Regions from separate parts of the Homo sapiens genome. Here region 2 is linked to region 1. A link is a loop called in an ENCODE intact Hi-C map of the cell type or tissue named here. Cell type or tissue: heart right ventricle. All regions are shown on one strand. Each heading gives the region's core, and the rest is flanking DNA. Links, peaks and the distances in the headings are about the cores only.

Region 1 (9,894 bases), core at 990-8,989:
TTGCTGACTGTATACTCATGGTGCAGTTCAACAAGTGCTGTGTCCTGTGTATCACCTGCACATTGGTGGCTAGTACCAGAAACTGGACTGGACTCAGGTTTGATCCCTTTGACAAGACTACAGGGGGCACATAATGCTTGCCTCCTTCTATGGTGTCAGCAGTCACCAATACATAATGCATCATTATTGAGGGTTACAAAATGGTGGTATTCAAATTCCACCATTCCTTTTTAATTTAATAATCAGAATACTTTTATAGAGAGATGCTTGCCCTCATCTACTATTGAGTAACCCAGTGGTAAAGATCATGTAGCTTCCTCTGCTTTTCAGTAACAGCATCTCATATTCCTGTGGAGAATCAGCCTTCCCTGATCCTAGTCCGAGTGGATAAAGCAGAGCTAAACCTACCTTCCAGTTCTGGGAGCGGACTCATGATGCAAGTCTGGCCAGGGAAAGCACCACCTCCTATACCTGGCCACAGTCATTGAGTCAGGGACAGTCACATGACCCAAACCAGGACAATGAAAACATGCCTTGGGACTTTTCCTGGTGCTTTCGGAAAAGAGGCACATACCTTCTTCTATCTAGTATTGCTAAACTGGCATGAGTAGGTGCTCCCTTCAGATTTGGAGAACTGAAGGAAGCTAAAATAAACATCCTGAAATCAGGTTCAACTCCTGTATCTCTAGCACCATTTGTTCTCCCAGATGTGCAGGACACAGTATTTCCTCTGGGCACCACTGAGTCTGAATATGTCCATGGCGTAAGGGCCCTTGAGAGAAGGGGCCCGCTCTCTGGGGGTATGTGGAAAAGGAGCTCCTGTCGGTGACCTAAGGGACATCCTTCTACAAAATGTTCTCCAGCTGATAAAAACTAACCATAGATGATAGCTCTTTACAGGTTTAAGCCTTACTCTACTCCTGCAATCCCATTTGTCATCTCCACCCTTCTGCCCCTTGGCCCAACCTTTGTCTTCAAACTGGGCCCAAGAATCTCTAGGTGAACCTTTTGATGTGGACAGAGATAGCTAGTCTCATCCTTTAAGTCTGTGGGGCTTGCTTTCGTCCCAGGCTGAAGGAAACAACCAGGTAGAAACATCGAGGCTGTGGGCCTTCACTGTTGACTGGACACCTCCAGGGCTGGAGAACATTCTTCCCAAGTAGATTTGCCTTGGCCTCCTTGTTCTATTATCGTCATCATCTGGCTGCTAGGCAAAATACCTAGCCATCTTAGCAGGCATAGAAAAAGCTGACATTTTATAAACCAGCTGCAGGGGGCAGGAAACTAGGAGCTGACTGTTCTCGGACATGAGAACTTTCTCTGCTCCTCTAGCTGCAGGGGAGTGAGGACTTTGTGACACTGTGCCTCTGAGGCCTGGGCTTCTTTCCTCCCCAGTTCTCACTGCACTGGGAGGTGGGCCATTTGCTCTGTGTCCAAGCATATGGAAATCAACACGCTGAAAGAGTTCCAGCAAAAAGGTGCGGAGACACATCAACACAAAATAATCTTATAGATTTTACTAACCAGATATCCTCTTAGTAGGGGGAACCTGCCCACAGATGAAAGAAAAGCAATCCGACATAGCTTTAGAATAACATAGAACAAGGTCTTACTGTGTTATAAGGTGAGCATTCCTAATTCAAGAATCTAAAATCTGAAACACTTTTGGTCCCAAGCACTTTGGATAAGGGATACTCAACCTGTAATTACTAACTTTGTGACCTCAGGCAAGTTACTTAACCTCTCTAAGCCTCAATTTTGTAATCTGTAGAATGAACAGCTTAGTACCTACCTTGCAGGCTATTGGAAAGATTAAAAGAAATGCCAGCAGGTGCTTAACCCAGAAATGCTGAGCCTAGTGACCAGCACATGGTAAGTACTCTCTAAATGGTAGTTGCTGTTAGTGTTGCTGTTGTTATGGCCATCAGGAGGATAGGAGGATTTTTCATTTTCCAAACAATGTGAGCTAAGAGGGACTAAAGGACATGGACATGACCTGTATCTCCTGCTGTGTGGATATCAGTATCTGCAGCTCTGTGTCTCAGAAACGGCCCATACCTTCCGTTCCAAGTGCTTATCCAGGCGGGCCAGAGCTTCTGTCTCTCCTCCCTGCCAGACAGCTGGACCAAGTCCTTCAGTGGGGAACCCTGAAGAGAAGGAAAGGTCACAAGACAGGAGGTTTGACCATTTCAGTGATAGCCCGGCACGGCTGTTCTGTTATTTGAACTTTATGAGAATTGAACCACAGTGTCTCGGTGCTACTGGGGGTTAGATAATCCTTAAAGTTTTAGCGTTTTCTAGGTCAACTTGGTTCTCTTCCCACAGTCACTATTTTCTCTGCTTTCCCCTGCACCCTCATCGCTCCAGGTAGATGACAACAATCCCGGACCTCCTGCCTTTTCAGATTAGCTGGCAACAACTGTGGTTTTCAGGTGAAAAAGGCTAATAGCTTTGTTCAGATCAAAAGACTGGAGGTGTGGCTCACGTCTGTAATCCCAGCACTTTGGGAGGCCGATGTGGGTGGATCACTCGAGGTCACCAGTTCAAGACCAGCCTGGCCAACATGGTGAAACCCCGTCTCTACTAAAAATACAAATATTAGCTGGGCGTGATGGCAGGCGCCTGTAGTCCCAGCTACTCAGGAGGCTGGGGCAGCAGAATTGCTTGAACCCGGGAGGTGGAGGTTGCAGTGAGCCAAGACTGTGCCACTGCACTCCAGACTGGGCAACAGAGCCAGACTCCGTCTAAAAAAGAAAAAAAAAAGGTAAGAAAGAGGGAGGGGTGAAAGAGTGTAGTTAGTAATCTGAGAGGCTGACAGATTCCCTGCTTTCAACAGAAGCAATACTAGCTATCTTGTTACTGAGAAGCCCATGGACACCAGCACCAGGCAGTGCCTGTATTGTCTGCGAGAGGTTAGTACAAAAATAGAGGCATGATCTAGAACCAGAAACAGAAGATTACATGTATGAGTATGAACAGAACAAATACTAGAAGGACACAGTTTAAAATTAATTGTGGTTACCTCTGGGTGGTGGAGTAATAGTGACTGCCATTTCCATTTTTGTTTTCCTGTGCTTTCTAACCTTTCTATAATGACATGCATTACTTTCACAAAGAATTTCTTTACACAAAAGCAGGCACCAGCACAAGTGGCTCTGGGCAGGAAGTACGCACCCAGCTCCTCCAGGGAGGGCACGCCGTAGGTCTCGTCGTGGTTCTCCTGGATCTCGGCCCTGCAGCTCTCCATCTGCTGGCTGGTCACCAAGCCCACTGGCTTCTTGGGCAGCTCCATGCGGCTGATGATGGCCTGAAAGCGCTTGTATGTAAGGGGTGGCTTCTGCCCATTCAGCTCAATGATCCTGGGGAGCCCAAAGCATAGCTAGTGTTACCCACATGGCCCTGTGATGTGGGTCCCTGCCCACCCAAAAAAGAACCCAGACTCTGAAGGCTTTGAGGGTGGCTTTCCTCATCCACTCACAGGTCCCATGCCTGAGTGGAAAGGAGGGGGCAAGGGAGGCCGCATCTCCATTTTACCGAGAGGGAAAATAAAGCCCAGAGAGCTGAAGCAGGTGCCTCAGTAATGGAGCAAGGCAGGGCCAGAGCTGGGACTCAATTCCGGGCTCCCTGGTGTTGACGCAGAGCCGCCTAAAGACAGAGACTGACAAAATCTCTAATCACAGAAAAATCCCTACTAGCCTGCTTGGCACTTGGCCTATCTGTCCAAGCTAAGGGAATCCCCATAGGCCTCTACCACCCATGTAAGCCCTGGAGAAAGTTCTTTGATAAGAGCTGAAGACATGTTTTTTTTTTTTTTTTTTTTAACTCTAACATCATAAGGAATAGCAGACATGTTCCTTTCTTGGAAAATCATCCCCTTCTTAGCCTCCATTTATTAGAACATTGAACAGAGAGGTGGAAGACAGCTTATCCTCCCAAATTCAGAGACTGGAGCTAGAGTTCATAGCCACAACTGATACTTAAAGAGAGTCTTGTAGTTTACAAAGTATTTTTCATGACCAGGGAAAACATAACTGCACTCATGCAAGAAGGAAGGAGTATCAGAGGGCGAAGAAGAGAACGGAGGCTGTTTATATAAGGATGAATTGGGATGGTATGGAGCCACATTCCCGGGGCTCTTCTTGGCCAAGAAGTAGCTTACGCAAGGCCCATCTGGCTGGGTGAGTTCATTTCTCAGTTTGCTCTCCCCACGTTAGTGGAGATATATGGTCGGCTGCTGCCTCTGCTATGCCTCCCTCTCCTCTGGCACGCAGCAGGAGGAGGATCTCCACACCCAGCCTCTCCTCCTGAGGGCCCGGCTCACGTGCACAGCTGTGTGACCTGGCTTCTTGGCAGCCAGCACTGGGTTGGGAAGTGGGGGTGGGGAGCGGCGGCGGCTGCTGGCTTGGCAGCAGCAGCAACAGCAGCAGCAGCAGCAGGAGGGTGACAGCTCTGGCATGGCAGGGAAGGGGAGGAGAGGATTTCCTCCTAGAATCTCTGAAAGCACAGAGGCTGTCACCAGGGGAGGAGGCTCCTCTGTAGTTAGCAGCTCCCTGCAGGGATCTCTAGAGCCCTCCCCGCCACCAAGCAACATGGCCTGGAAACCCAGATAGTCATAGAACCTGGGAACTCTTTTTTTTTTTTTTTTGACACAGGATCTTGCTCTGTCACCCAGGCTGGAGTGACGTGGCATGATCACAGCTCATGGCAGCCTCAAGCCCCTGGGCTCAAGTGATCCTCCAACCTCAGCCTCTTCAGTAATTGGGACTACAGGCATGTCCCACCATGCATGGCTAATATATTTATTTTTAGTAGAGACGGGGGTCTCACTATGTTGCCCAGGCTGATCTTGAACTCATGGACTCATGTGATCCTCTCAAAGTGCTGGGATTACAGGCATGAGCCAGCATGCCCAGCCTAGGAACTCATCTTAGGTACAAAAACTGGACCTGTGTGAACAGAGGTCTGTTGGAGGGGTAACAGACAGGGTCCACTGAGGTCAGAGGGCAGCTGTTGAGCAGGATGGAAGTGGGAATATGAGGCACAGGTGGGACTCGGGCATACTAGGAGCAGATTTGTAAATACCCTGAGTGTGGGTCCTCACTGCTTCCATGCTTTGGGCCTAACAAGCCTCTCTGCCACCTCAATGGGGTAAAGCTCTTTGTGACCTGTTCTACAGGTCCTGACTCTGGCCTATTCTCCTCCAGCTTCTAGAAGATGCCATGCCTCCTGGGTCAGGTAGCCCTAATGCTGAACCTCTCTGAGTTCCGCTCAGCAGGGGCCCAAATTACTAACTCTCACAATTGGTAACCTGATCCCTGGGCCCCATCTCTTACCTGTCCAGGTCATAGAGGGTATGAGAATTCTCCGTCACTACTTCCACACCAGCCTCCTTGGCCATCTTCATGATGGCTGCATCCCGTTCTTTCCCAAAGGGTTCAGAGTCATATTCAAAGGTCAAGCGGGTCACTCCCCATTCCTGTGGGGAGAGGATCTGTTATGCTCAACACTGTGTTTGGGGAGGAGGGGGAAGCTGGACTCTCAGTTCCTTCCTGGGAGAGAACAGAGCTAGTCTAGAGACCTATCTGATGGGCAGCAGAAAAAACTAGGAACAGGGATTTGATCTGGAAAGCAAACAAGCTGAGGTTCAGAAAGTTTGAGGAGGGCAGGCAGTGTGGCGAAGCCAACAGCACAGCAACAGTGGAGTTGGGAGAGAGGTAGGCAGCCTTGTGCACTTGCTGTGTCCTTGAGGTAGGAGAATGCAGCAGGAGGCCATAAATACAACGCTCCTGGGAAACCCCCAGTCCCAGAGAGTGGCACTGACTCACAGGTGGGACAGGACCACAGCCTTCTGCCTGCTCAGCAAGCTTTTCCCAGAGCTCCTCACAGCCCTGCAGACTTGTGGCCTAGTTTTCTTGGCAGAGTTGTGCTATGTGAAGTGTCTTAATTGTTTCCACAGCAACACTCCTGAGGCCAATAGCAAACAGAGCTAATAGGTTCCAGCCCTGAGAGAGTCAGGAAAGGGGAAGCGATCCTTAGTCTGGAGGTCAGAGGAAACTGACCAGAGGGGCTACATGTTGAAAAGGAGGAAGTTCTTTCCTAAGCCTTTAGTCATTTCTGGTAGGAATTTCTAGATCTCATAGCAAGCTGGCCCAGTGAATGGTTGTACAGTCAACCCACAGAAAGCCCTAGAGCATGCAACTTGCAAGAAGAAAAACACATTCTCCAAAGTCTCTGGTCATAGTCTCTGAAAGCTCTGAACCACAGGGGCAAATGTCCTAGCCATGCACAGGCTGGTCTGGTCCTGACTCAGCCCTGCCCGGGGACTGGGTCCTTAGCAGGGCCAGTTATCCCTCATTCGAGGATATCAGCATTAAACATTGATTGAGCCCTTGCTATATGCCAGGTACCATGCTTATAGTTCATATAGGTTACATCACTGAATACTCATTGTAACCTGTGAATAACAATATTATTAAATTACATTTTCTCCAAGAAGCCTTCTTGACCTCCTCCTTCAATATAATTCTTCTGCACCTTGTCTTTTTTCCACTGCAGCATGTATTATATGACAATGATACACTTGCCTGTTTCCCCTATTAGTGTGAACTCTCAGAGCAGAAACCATGTTGTCTCACTCATCATCATTACCCTTATACCTAGTATGGGGCCTAGTACCTAGCAGAAGCTCAATAAAAATACATTACATGACTGAATGGATGACCTAGCTATATCTCTGGGATATAAGTGGGTTGGCCTCTGAGTTGCTGGGGGAGAAAAAGGGCAATGTCGAGGGGAGAAGGGAGGCAAATGTATTTATATGGTATGGTGGGTAAGGATACAGCTCTAGAGTCAGAATCCAAGATCGTCACTTATTAACTTCACAACCAATGACTGTTTCCTCTCCTGTAAATCGGGATAGCAGTAGCCACCTCTTAGGCCTGCTGTGAGGAAGAACTCAGTTGATGTAAACAAGCACTGGGAACAGCGCTTGACTCATAGGCAGCCCTCAATGAATGTGGGCAATTACTAGCACTGTGTGATTTGTACATGTATGCACAATTATGTGTGGGGTTACGGGGAGGGGAATTGAAGGATGATGTATTCACTAAGCTGTTTGCCTTGACATGACTTTTCCTTTTGTCTCGGAGTTAGGGTGGGGAGGGGCATGACAATCATTGTGTGCTGCTGAGGGTGATGGCAGTCTGTCCCACAGCCCTCTGTCCATGAGTTCCTGTGCTTCTATGTGGGCCTTAGAATATACTTTTTAAAGGGATTGAGGGAAAAGTGGACTGGCCCCGTTACTGCAAACAGAAACCTATGTGGCACCAAAATGAAGATTTCTATCAATCATTTACCCCATGGGAAACAAGAAAGCTTCCTCAGAAAGGCTGACCTTTTTTTTTTTTTTTTTGAGACGGAGTCTCGCTCTGTTGCCCAGGCTGGAGTGCAGTGGCACAATCTCGGCTCACTGAAAGCTCCGCCTCCCGGGTTCACACCATTCTCCTGCCTCAGCCTCTCGAGTAGCTGGGACTACAGGTGCCAGCCAACATGCCCAGCTAATTTTTTGTATTTTTAGTAGAGACGGGGTTTCACCATGTTAGCCAGGATGGCCTGGATCTCCTGACCTCGTGATCCGCCTGCCTCGGCCTCCCAAAGTGCTGGGATTACAGGCGTGAGCCACCTCGCCCGGCAGAAAAGGCTGACTTTTCCCAATAAGCAGAGCAAAGCAAGATGGGAAATGTACCTTGCTAGACATGAAACCCCACCTCAAAGTCTTGGCCTAGAAGGAACCCTAATAAATCTGGCTGGCTTGAGCCAAGAAAACATTGAAGGAAGCCAGTGGCATCCAGAGTGGAATGACTTACCACATCCTATGTCTGGACTGAGCTGAGAGCTTTCCAACAAGACACTGGTTTCCCAGAATTTTTTTCCTTAACACAGTTTCCATTCCAAGAGCAAGCTAACTGGCTGCCTTTGCTCCCAACTTCTCTAGCAGCAACAGCCAGACCAGCCCTGATGTTTCCATTCCCTCAGTCGGAATATCATATCACTCAGGCTGTGGGGAAACCGTCAGGGACAGAATCTCACTGTCTTCTCTGGGGCTCTGCACGCTTACCTTGAACAGCCTTGGGAACACGTCGGCTGGCTGTCCCCGGACTACAAACAGGCGGGAGTTCAGTTTCCTTAAACTTGTGTCCAAATCTTCCAGAGACTGAAGTAGGAACCTGTGGAGTCCACACAGGCCTTGTTAGTGATAACATCATGAAGAGTGGCTCTCTTTCCTAACAAAGCAGGGAGAAACTGGTTCGCTGTTTATGCCCAACAGGCAGCCTCATGATCACTAGGGCTGGAGAGGCCTGGGTTCCAGCCCAGGAGGGATGTGGTAGTGGATCAGCGCTGCTCTGCTTCAAACCCTGGTCTTGCCACTTACTAGCTGTGTGACTTTAGGCAATAACCTAACCTCTTTGCCTGTTTTCTCGCCGGTAATGTGAAGCTGATGTTAGTACCCATCTCATAAAATTGCTAAGAAAAGAAAATCGAATAATGTGTGAAAAACATTTAGCACTGTGCCTGGCACACAGACATCATGAGATAAATGTGAGCTGTTCCTAGTGTGGTGTTTCTGTGTGATCAGAGGCTAGTCACTTACTCCCTCGCAGTCTCTGGGGCTAGATATAAGTATCTGCCCAGCATGAGGTTGTTGTGAGACTCACGTGGGAGCCATCTGAAAAGCCAGTGCAATACTGTGGTATGAAGCATTAAGGTCCTCTTAGCAGAGGACCAGACTGCCACAGCCGGGAAAATCCTCCTTACTCTGGTGGAAAAGACTCCTTGACTTTCTGCATGCATGCTCTGGGCCATGCGTATTTCTGCTGCCACAGCCTCACAGCCTGCAATGGGTCCCTAGTTCCCAGAGCTTTGTTTGGCAGGTGGCTCACTCTCCAGGCCTCTCCAGGGCTCTGGTGATCAGGTTCTCATCCCAAGAGGGAGAAGGCCTTAAAAGGTACTTCTCAATAGCTATCTTCACATTTTTGTGGGGGTGGGGGTGGGGAAGACCGCAGCTAGGCAAGAACTTCAGCAGGAGACCTGGATCACCAGGGGAAAGGGAAAGGACATTAACATTTGCTGAGTGCCTTCAGCGTTTTATTTTTAAATTAAATTAACATTATAACCAGATAAACTATTCATGTGGCTCAAAATTCCAGTGACAAAGTGGTACATAGTAGAAAGGGTTTTCCCCTCCCTCACTCCCCAGAGGCAACCAAGGTTATCAATGGGATTTTGGTTCTGTCATGCTTTTTAAGTGCATTTCTGCATTTAATTCTCTCAACTATTTTGAAGGAAATAGTACCATCCTTATTTTATAGATGAGGAAACTGAGACACTCAGAGGTGAATTAATTTGTCTAAGACCATAGCTGTTAAGTGACAAAGCTGGGGATTCAGGAACCTAGGGTGGTCACTCTGAAACCCACATTTTCCTCTCTGTGCCCTTTTTTATTTATTTATTTACTTTTTGAGACAGAGTCTCGCTCTGTCGCCCAGGCTGGAGTGCAGTGGCGTAATCTCGGCTCACTGCAACCTCCCCAACCCAGGTTCAAGCGATTCTCCTGCCTCAGCTTTCCGAGTAGCTGGGGTTATAGGTATGTGCACCACACCCAATTAATTTTTTAAACAATATTTTTAGTAGAGATGGGGTTTCACCATGTTGGCCAGGTTGGTCTTGAACTCCTGACCTCAAGTGATCCGCCCTCCTCAGCCATCCAAAGTGCTGGGATTACAGGCGTGAGCCACCGTGAGGGTTCTGTGCCCCATTTCTAAAGATTTCTAGTTGCACACCAACTCTGTTCCAGGGGCTGAGATTCTGCAGGCCCTCAGGAGTTTGGAATCCTGT
Region 2 (8,000 bases), core at 1-8,000, 150 kb before region 1:
TAGGGGTGTAGAGTTAGTCAGGGAGAGACACAGTGAATTTCCAAGATAAGGGGAAAAGAGAGGCACAGAAATACATATATCTTTTTCCTTGTTCTTCTCTAACTTCTGTGGGTCAAGGCTTTGCACGCTGGCTTAGAAAACCTGTTATTTCTTCCACAGCCAAGATTGTTTTGTTTTGTGATTGTTGACTTGCAGTATTATGAATTACCAAAAGAAGAGAACCCAAAAAGCATACTCCGGTGCCAAATATAATTTAATTTTGAGTTATTCATACCACTATTCCCAAACAATGTCGTAAAGCAGAAAGAAATTCAGGCATTAGAGTCAGGAAACAAAGATTTGGTTTCTGGCTTTGCCACTTAACTGTATAATTTTAGACAAATTACTAAATCTCCTTGAGTTTCATGTTATTCTTCTGTAAAGTATCTTCACAAGATTGTTGCGAGGTATAAGTAACATAATGTATTTAAGAGAAAAGCCTTTGTTAACTGTAATGTCAGTTATATTTACAAAATGCTGACATTTTAAAAATAGTTGTGTATTTTGGACTGTTCCTGGTCTCAGGTGACTTAATCATTGAATTATTAAATCTCCATTATTAATTTTCTTTAGAAATGCCCAGGAGACTGCTTCATGAGTGTATATCAGGAGAGAGCTTTAGTTTTTGTCTTTAAATGATTGTTCTCATTCCTGCAGTAACTCTCAAACTTGGCATATTTTTCTCCCCTTTCTTTTAGTATGATATGGTTAAGCAACTAAATGAATGTTCCTCAGACTTCCCCAAAATTTTTGATTCTGGGATAGAAGCAGGAATAATCTTTTGTTAGAAGCTGAACAAATTAGGATACTTATTTAATGAAAATACTGTAAAGTGACTGACGGCCCCTTTATCTGTTTCAAGGAAACACTTAGCACCTAATTGTGTAAGCCAGAAAAATGCAAGGTGATGAAAGAGTTATACCAGATGAAATGACTGTTATCCTGAGTAACCACACATTCTGGACCAAAAGACAAAGCAGAACACATAAAACAATGAACGAGCAGAATTATATTAATTGTATTGTGCAGTGACTAAGTGGATGGGCTCTGTAGCCAAACTGCCCAAGTTGGAAGTCTGCTCTGGCTCTGCTATTTGCTACTTTTGGAATGTTGGAAAGTTACTTTTCTGTGCTTTAGTTTCTCCATCTGTAAAATAGCATACTATATAGTACATATCTCCTAGGATTGCTTTGAAGATTAAATTATGTAATACATAGCGTGCTTAGAACTGTGCTTGCCTTATAGTAAGTACTATAATAAATGTGTGCAGCTGCTATTATCGTTACATGTTTAGATGTTAAATTGTATGGTTCAGACACTTGGTATAATAGGGTTTCACAGATCATTCTAGGCAGGTAGAGTCAAGAAAAGTTTTATAAAGGAAATGGAATGTGTCAGAACCCTCAAAGGTAGATGGTTAAACAGAATTGGGTGAAAGAAAAAAGGTACTCCAGGACCAGGGAACATCATGAACAGAAGGTGAGAAATGTGAACTAATGGCCGGGCGCAGTGGCTCACCCCTGTAATCCCAGCACTTTGGGAGACCGAGGCGGGCAGATTACCTGAGGTCGGGAGTTGGAGATCAGCCTGGCTATCATGGTGAAACCCTGTCTCTACTAAATACAGAAAATTAGCTGGGCATGGTGATGCACGCCTGTAATCCCAGCTACTCAGGAGGCTGAGGCAGGAGAATCGCTTGAACCCAGGGGGTGGAGGTTGCAGTGAGCCGGGATCACGCCACTGCACTCCAGCGTGAGCGACAGTGAGACTCCGTCTCCAAAAAAAAAAAAAAAAAAAAAAGTGAAATGTGAACCAATTTGTTGAGTTCACTGAGCAGGGAAGAGTCCAGTCTGATTGAAGGATCTGATTAAGATGGAGGGTGAACACTGGTCAAATAAGTAGTGGAATGGGAGTGGATAGGGTTGACAAGATTATTTTGTAGTTGCATTCACATTTTACAGTTGCAAACATAGCATTTTGCAGTTGAATTTACATTTATTTACTTAAATCTAACAAAAATTATATTCAGATTTATTTATATGAGATATGTAAAACATATATTATTATTTTCCTTTTATTTTATAAATGAATATACTGGAACTCAGAGAGTGTGACTTGTCCAGCAGCACCAGGTTTTCATACACAAAACCGAGTCACATTTCCACCATATCTTGCCATTTCTCTTCCTTTGCTAGATATACAGGTAAATTTGACAGCCAATCAAAGCAGACTCTTTTCCCGTCTTCTACCTTTGACCCATGGAGTAGCTTTCAAGACATTGGCACTTCTCTACTGAAGCAAATCTGGGTCAAGATGAGATGTATGCTGCCCATTTCCTGAGTCCTTCAGGAAAGCAAGAGAGGAATTTTGATTAAGTTTAGCTCATCTTTTCAGAACCCAGGCCATATGTGGTCCATAGTGTCCCGGATATGCTTCACAGTGTGGAACTCTGCTCTGTATTTTCTTTAATAAGGACACACACACAGGAAAATTTCAATTGAAGACCTCACAAATGTTTTGAGATTTTATTGAGTTATCATCTGAACATTATGGATTAGTCTAGGATTTCACATGATAGAGTGTATGGGCGTATGTGAGTAAACAAATACACATTGTAGGGGAAGGTGCTGAAATGTTAAAGTTAACATTCCCAAATAGAAAATGGGATAGTTTGCAGGTTACTTTCTGAACTTCACTTCGTGTTAATTTTCACCTACCAGTTGGTGGGTAGAACAACATTAAACACATTTTACTTTAGTACCCTTCTGTTCTTATCTGGAGCATGGTAATCCCAAGTACAGACAGAAAAAGAAGAAGCAGATATGCGATTAAAAATGAAAATAACATAACAACACGGATTATTGTGATAGATCCTGTACCTTTTTAAAGACTCTGACATTCCACTTAGGAGTAAGATGGAAAAGTCCCTTGTTCTAAAATTTGAAAATGATAAAAATAAGTCATATTAATGGAAATTAAAGAAAGAATATGTCCATTGTTAGGTTATGTAAAGGGTACACATCTCACTTCTTTCACATCGTTTTTTGATTTAAATTAATGTAACTAAATTTTAAAATGACGGATTTAATATTCATGCTAGCAGTTTATTTTTAATGTGAATAAAATTAACAGTAAAACTATCATAAAAGATAGATGGGGCCGGGCACGGTGGCTCACACCTGTAATACCCAGCACTTTGGGAGGCCACAGCAGGCGAATCACCTGAGGTCAGGAGTTCGAGACCAGCCTGGGCAACAGGGTGAAACCCCATCTCTACTAAAAATACAAAAATAAGCTGGACATGGTCGTGGGCACCTGTAAACCCAGCTACTCAGGAGGCTGAGACAGGAGAATCACTTGAACTTGGGAGGTGGAGGTTGCAGCGAGCCAAGATCACGCCATTGCACCCCAGCCTGGACAAGAGTGAAACTCCATCTCGAAAAAAAAAAAAAGAAGAAGAAGAAAAAAGGTAGATGGAAGTATCTTCTGTAAAGTGCCACAGATTCCTGGCTTCAGCGCTACCTGGATTCCTTGAAAAGACAGGGGGCCCTTTTCTCATCTCTTAGAACCTCACTATCACTTTGCATGTTTTTGAACACATGGTAGGTATGCAGTGAGCTAGTGTTGATAGATGTCTCGTCACGTTATGGTTGGTTGGAGGGAAGAAAGATCACTTTTTAAGTTAGTCACTCTATATTTAAGTGTTTTTGTAATGGGAAATCACCTGTAAAACGAGCTTGCAGGAACGCTCTAAAGATTAAAACTGTGAAGTGTGTGGCATATGCTAGGCACTTAATAAGTAAATAATAGCTCTTGTTATTGTTATCTTTAAATTTTACTGACTGTTGTTCTGACTTTGACTTTGCATTTTCTGAGATCTTTGAAAATACATATTGTTAGTACCTGTTGATTTGTATTTTGTGCCTTTGAAGGAAAGAATAGAAATATTATTCCAAGGGAGGGTTGTTGGTCTTAAAATATTTTTGTGCCATTTTTATTGTAGGCAAGTATATCACATTCTAATAGGCGTTTAAGACAGTTCAATACTTAATACAAGTGTATCTTTTTAAATAAGACATTTGACCAGCTGAATAGATTGTAGTAACCTGTTGTAAACTAGTTTCAGCTGAAATCTCACTGATCCCACTAGATGGCGTTAGTTCATTAAGGCATAACTTCATCCTCTAGCTCAGGCAGACAGCTGCCTGTGTAGATGAACTGATTTTAGTATCTTTAGAGAGTGAATGTGGCAGTAAACTTTTAGACTCCTTGTTATTTATATAGCGTGATTTGTGGAGGTTATTCAGAAAGTTTAGGAAGATAGAACACTGAGGGCAGATTTATTCAAACTAAAGAACTATAACAAGTTGCAATATTTCGTTAGGTGCTTATTAATTCTGGATTTGACTTAGCCTTTGCCCTAATTGTATATACAACCGAAAGATTAAGAATTTACTGATTTCTCATGGTTTTTTGCCCTATTAAAATAATTCTTGTTTGGGCTTCTGGAAGCATTGGAAAACAAATGAAAATTGGGAGTACACATTTTTTAAAGCATGAAGTTTATAACATTTAATTTTAAAATCATTTGGCTCTTATTTATAGGAACTATGTCAACAGTGATCTACTTGTCAGTTAATCTGGTTCTTTAATCGTAAATGTAAAATAACAGTGAACATCCTAATTCTTTAATTCTCTCTTGTCTGAATTTGAATTATTTTTTATCTACAAAGACTGTTTTATATTAGACCAGCCCATTTTCAAAGTTTAAAATTGTGCTTTTCCACAGGCATTTGTAGGCTCCAAATAAACTTTTAAAATTGTATGTTTTATTTTTCTTACTGTTCTTGAGAGTTCTGAAGTTGAAGTTTTTTAAAGAAATGAATACGATTCACATGCAAAAAAAGCATTTCCACATTTCATTAGAAGTGTTTCTTTTTTCTTTATGATCAGATTCATACAGCTAGAGTAAATTGTTTCAGAATTGGTGGGATGATCCGTCTTGAGCTATGGAAGCTTAATTGTGCTACAAATATTATTCTTTTATTCATTGCTCATAGGGAGTAAGTAGTTGGTGCTGATGGTTCCCCTAATGTTTATTTAACTATTCCAGTATAAGGCAGTTCACATTTCTTAGTAAAAGGATCGTTGATAGTTTCATTTACCTAGTATGTAATAAAAAGCTGAGAATAATCAGGGGCATTTGCTAATGGAGTCAAAATAACCTGTTTTATAAGTCAGAACAGGAAGGTCTGAACATTTGGTGCCCATTAATTAAGTTAATATTGCAAATGAGGTTTTTGCTTTTCTTATTATCTTGAAACCTTCAACCAGAAAAAGCAACTGCCTAAGATTATTTGGTATATACAAGGCGTTAATATATTGTGCAAATATTCTACAGTCTGAAAAATCTCAAAATCTGAAACACTTCTGGTCCCAAGCATAAATTTGTATAAATTTTATACAATATTTTACATCATTTTGTACATGAAACAAAGTTTTGACTGCATGTTGACTATGATCTATCACTTGAGGTCAGGTGTGAAGTTTTCCAGTTGTGGCATCACGTCAGTGCTCAAAAAGTTTTGGATTTTGGAGCATTTTGGATTTCAGATTTTTCAGATTAAAGATGCTCAACCTGAATTTTTGGACTGCGGTTGCTCTTGGTAACTGAGCCTGCAGAAAGTGAAATTACTGATGTGGGGGACTGCTGTATTAGTTGGGTGTATACATGCATGTGTTAAAATTTAACTGCATAATCTCATTTTCCATATTCAGAGACATTTGCAGTAAGAGACAAATATTATTGTAAAGGGAAAAAGTAAACTTTGTTGTGTAGTGCTTATCTGTTTCCCTGTGTTTTTTCTTGAGGGTAGCCATGATAAAGAAGGGGAATAAATTTCGAACACATGTAAGTATGTGTGTAGTGAATGGGAGAGAGGGAGAGATGGTATTTTCAGGAGGCATAAACTGTATTTTACAAAGACATCTTTTAGATGATGAGTCCTTTAGTCTTGAGGAGACAGTTCAATGGAAAGCATTCTAGGCCTGGCAGATACAGCCCTCATCCACAGTAAAAGTTAAGTGCTATGAAAAAGTAATAGTCTGTGCTATGCAAACCAATATGAAGAAAAGTGAGTTTTTGTTTGATAAGAGGTCAAATGAGCACAGTTCTTTAAAACTTTTATGTTGAAGAAAAGAATAGAGAATATTCTGTCATAGCTACTGATAAAATATTTCAGTTTATGAAATATTGTCACTTACATGTTTTAAGTAGCTTTTAATATAATCTTAGAACAAGGACTTCCTTCTCTCCTCTACCCCTTCCCTACTCCCCAGTGTCTCTTATTTCTTATCTATTAAAAGTGAAATCCATTTCCTTTGGTCAAAAGTACAAGTTTTTTACAGTGTCCAAGACATCTCAAATTGATTCACTTTGTTATATAGAAAACACCATCTGTGATGTCAGACCATTTCTTAGAAAATTGACTGTTAAGAGCTCTTTTGCATTGAGTTATTTGGTTTTTATGAAGATGAACATTGGATGAAATTTCTTACCAGTATGCATAATTCAATGATTTTAAGAATCTATGGAAAATAAATTTAAACATTTTTAAATGAAATGGGATAAGAAAAAGGGGAGACAGGATTTTATTCATTGGTATATCTTTTTAATTTTCTACTTTGTGACTCCGTTTAAAAAAACCAACTCTGTAATTTTGAAGCAGAGATTCTGAAATTACCACTTTTCTAAAAATATCACTTACAGCTGAAACTTAATATATTGAAGCATTTTTGTTCTGAGGATGATACATATTTTCATAAAGATGTATTTCCAAATGGAAACAGCACTGAAGCTTCTGAAATAGGGAACCTTTCCAAAATAGGCTGTGGTTGCCTGGGTGAAGAATATTAGGTTGCAACACTCAAAAAGGAAATCCTGGCATAGGAAGCAATTGATGAAGGGCAAATGTCTGCAGAGTGTAATGAAGCTTTTAAAAGCACTTGTGTGGGCCTGCATGCAAGGCCTTGCCAGTACTTTTCAAATTAAAATTCATGTGCTCTGTAGTGTGCTGAGCCATACTCATACTTCCATCTTTACTTCTCTTCTACATAATATATCATTCTTATTTTTAATCTTCTATAAGTACTAGTCATCATCCTAGTGAGAATTGTAGCGTTTTCTCACTCTGCCCTTCGTGAAAATGTCATCATCATTATGGGCAGCAGGGCAGCTTTATGGTGTTTTAAAAATCAAGTTCATCAGCATTTTTAAGCTATCAATTTCTTGTTTTAGTGTCATTAGTACTATGAATATTGAATATTTTATGACTCTTTAGTTTTATAAAATATTTTTTTCTTTTAGCAGTGGGGGAGAGGATAGGTATTATCCTCATTTTGTAACAGTATTAACACCGAAGAGAGTCTGAGTGATGACTAGACACATAGATGGTGTGAAAAGAAAACTTGGCATTTTTTTTTTTTTTTGAATGTTAGCCTTTAACCCAAGCTCTTTCCTCCATACACTATATGCACAAAGTTTTTAGGACTTTTTTTAGTGGCACTCTCATATACAGATTTTCTTTTCAAAGCAAGAAATAATCTGAGCTTTAAAAAGATTCTATTGAGGAAATTATTCTACTCCTGTTTTTATAGTCTCAGAATGTCTCAAGATAATTTTAAATGGGTTTGTGCTATTTGGGGGAGAAGAGAAAGTCACAGAAACTTACCTGATTTTGCAAATCCAAAACAGTTAGAAATCATAGTATTCAATCTTTAGAAAAATTTCTGTAGCAGATATTTATCCAATTAATTCATTTTATTTGAATTCATTTAATTTGAGCTGTGTTTTAAGTAAAAAGGTATCAATGATCTACTTAATGTTAAATACATTGGGTGTTTTTTTGTTTTGCTTTGTTCTAGAGACTTTTTTTTTCATTACAAATTTCGGCCTTGGGGAA

Evidence for each region. Hi-C counts contacts between places; a loop is a spot of excess contacts. Peaks named below come from ENCODE experiments on the same cell type or tissue, not always from the same donor. Only the 100,000 strongest peaks of a DNase experiment are listed, where the experiment ranks them.
Region 2: it touches region 1 in a loop (2.9-fold over the local background); 44 of 110 quality-filtered maps call a loop at or near these places.

Annotation. Positions count from the first base shown.
Region 1 is chr11:45,854,313-45,864,206 of GRCh38, reverse strand. CRY2 (cryptochrome circadian regulator 2) reads right to left here. Exons shown (of 12, transcript NM_021117.5): 2 at 8,117-8,225; 3 at 5,334-5,476; 4 at 3,175-3,359; 5 at 2,059-2,147. Among named protein-coding and RNA genes, the nearest start is that of CRY2, 12 kb to the right of the region's middle. RefSeq lists enhancers at 1,955-2,249, 2,185-3,384, 4,356-4,901, 3,895-5,094 and a silencer at 1,955-2,249. In heart right ventricle, for the core only: no CTCF peak of the experiment used is centred there; DNase peaks (open chromatin) are centred at 4,366, 5,886 and 8,059; H3K4me3 peaks cover 427 bases; H3K27ac peaks cover 7,418 bases.
Region 2 is chr11:46,002,811-46,010,810 of GRCh38, reverse strand. All of the region lies in intron 6 of PHF21A (PHD finger protein 21A), which reads left to right. Among named protein-coding and RNA genes, the nearest start is that of LARGE2, 84 kb to the right of the region's middle. In heart right ventricle, for the core only: a CTCF peak has its summit at 4,177 (motif pointing right); no DNase peak of the experiment used is centred there.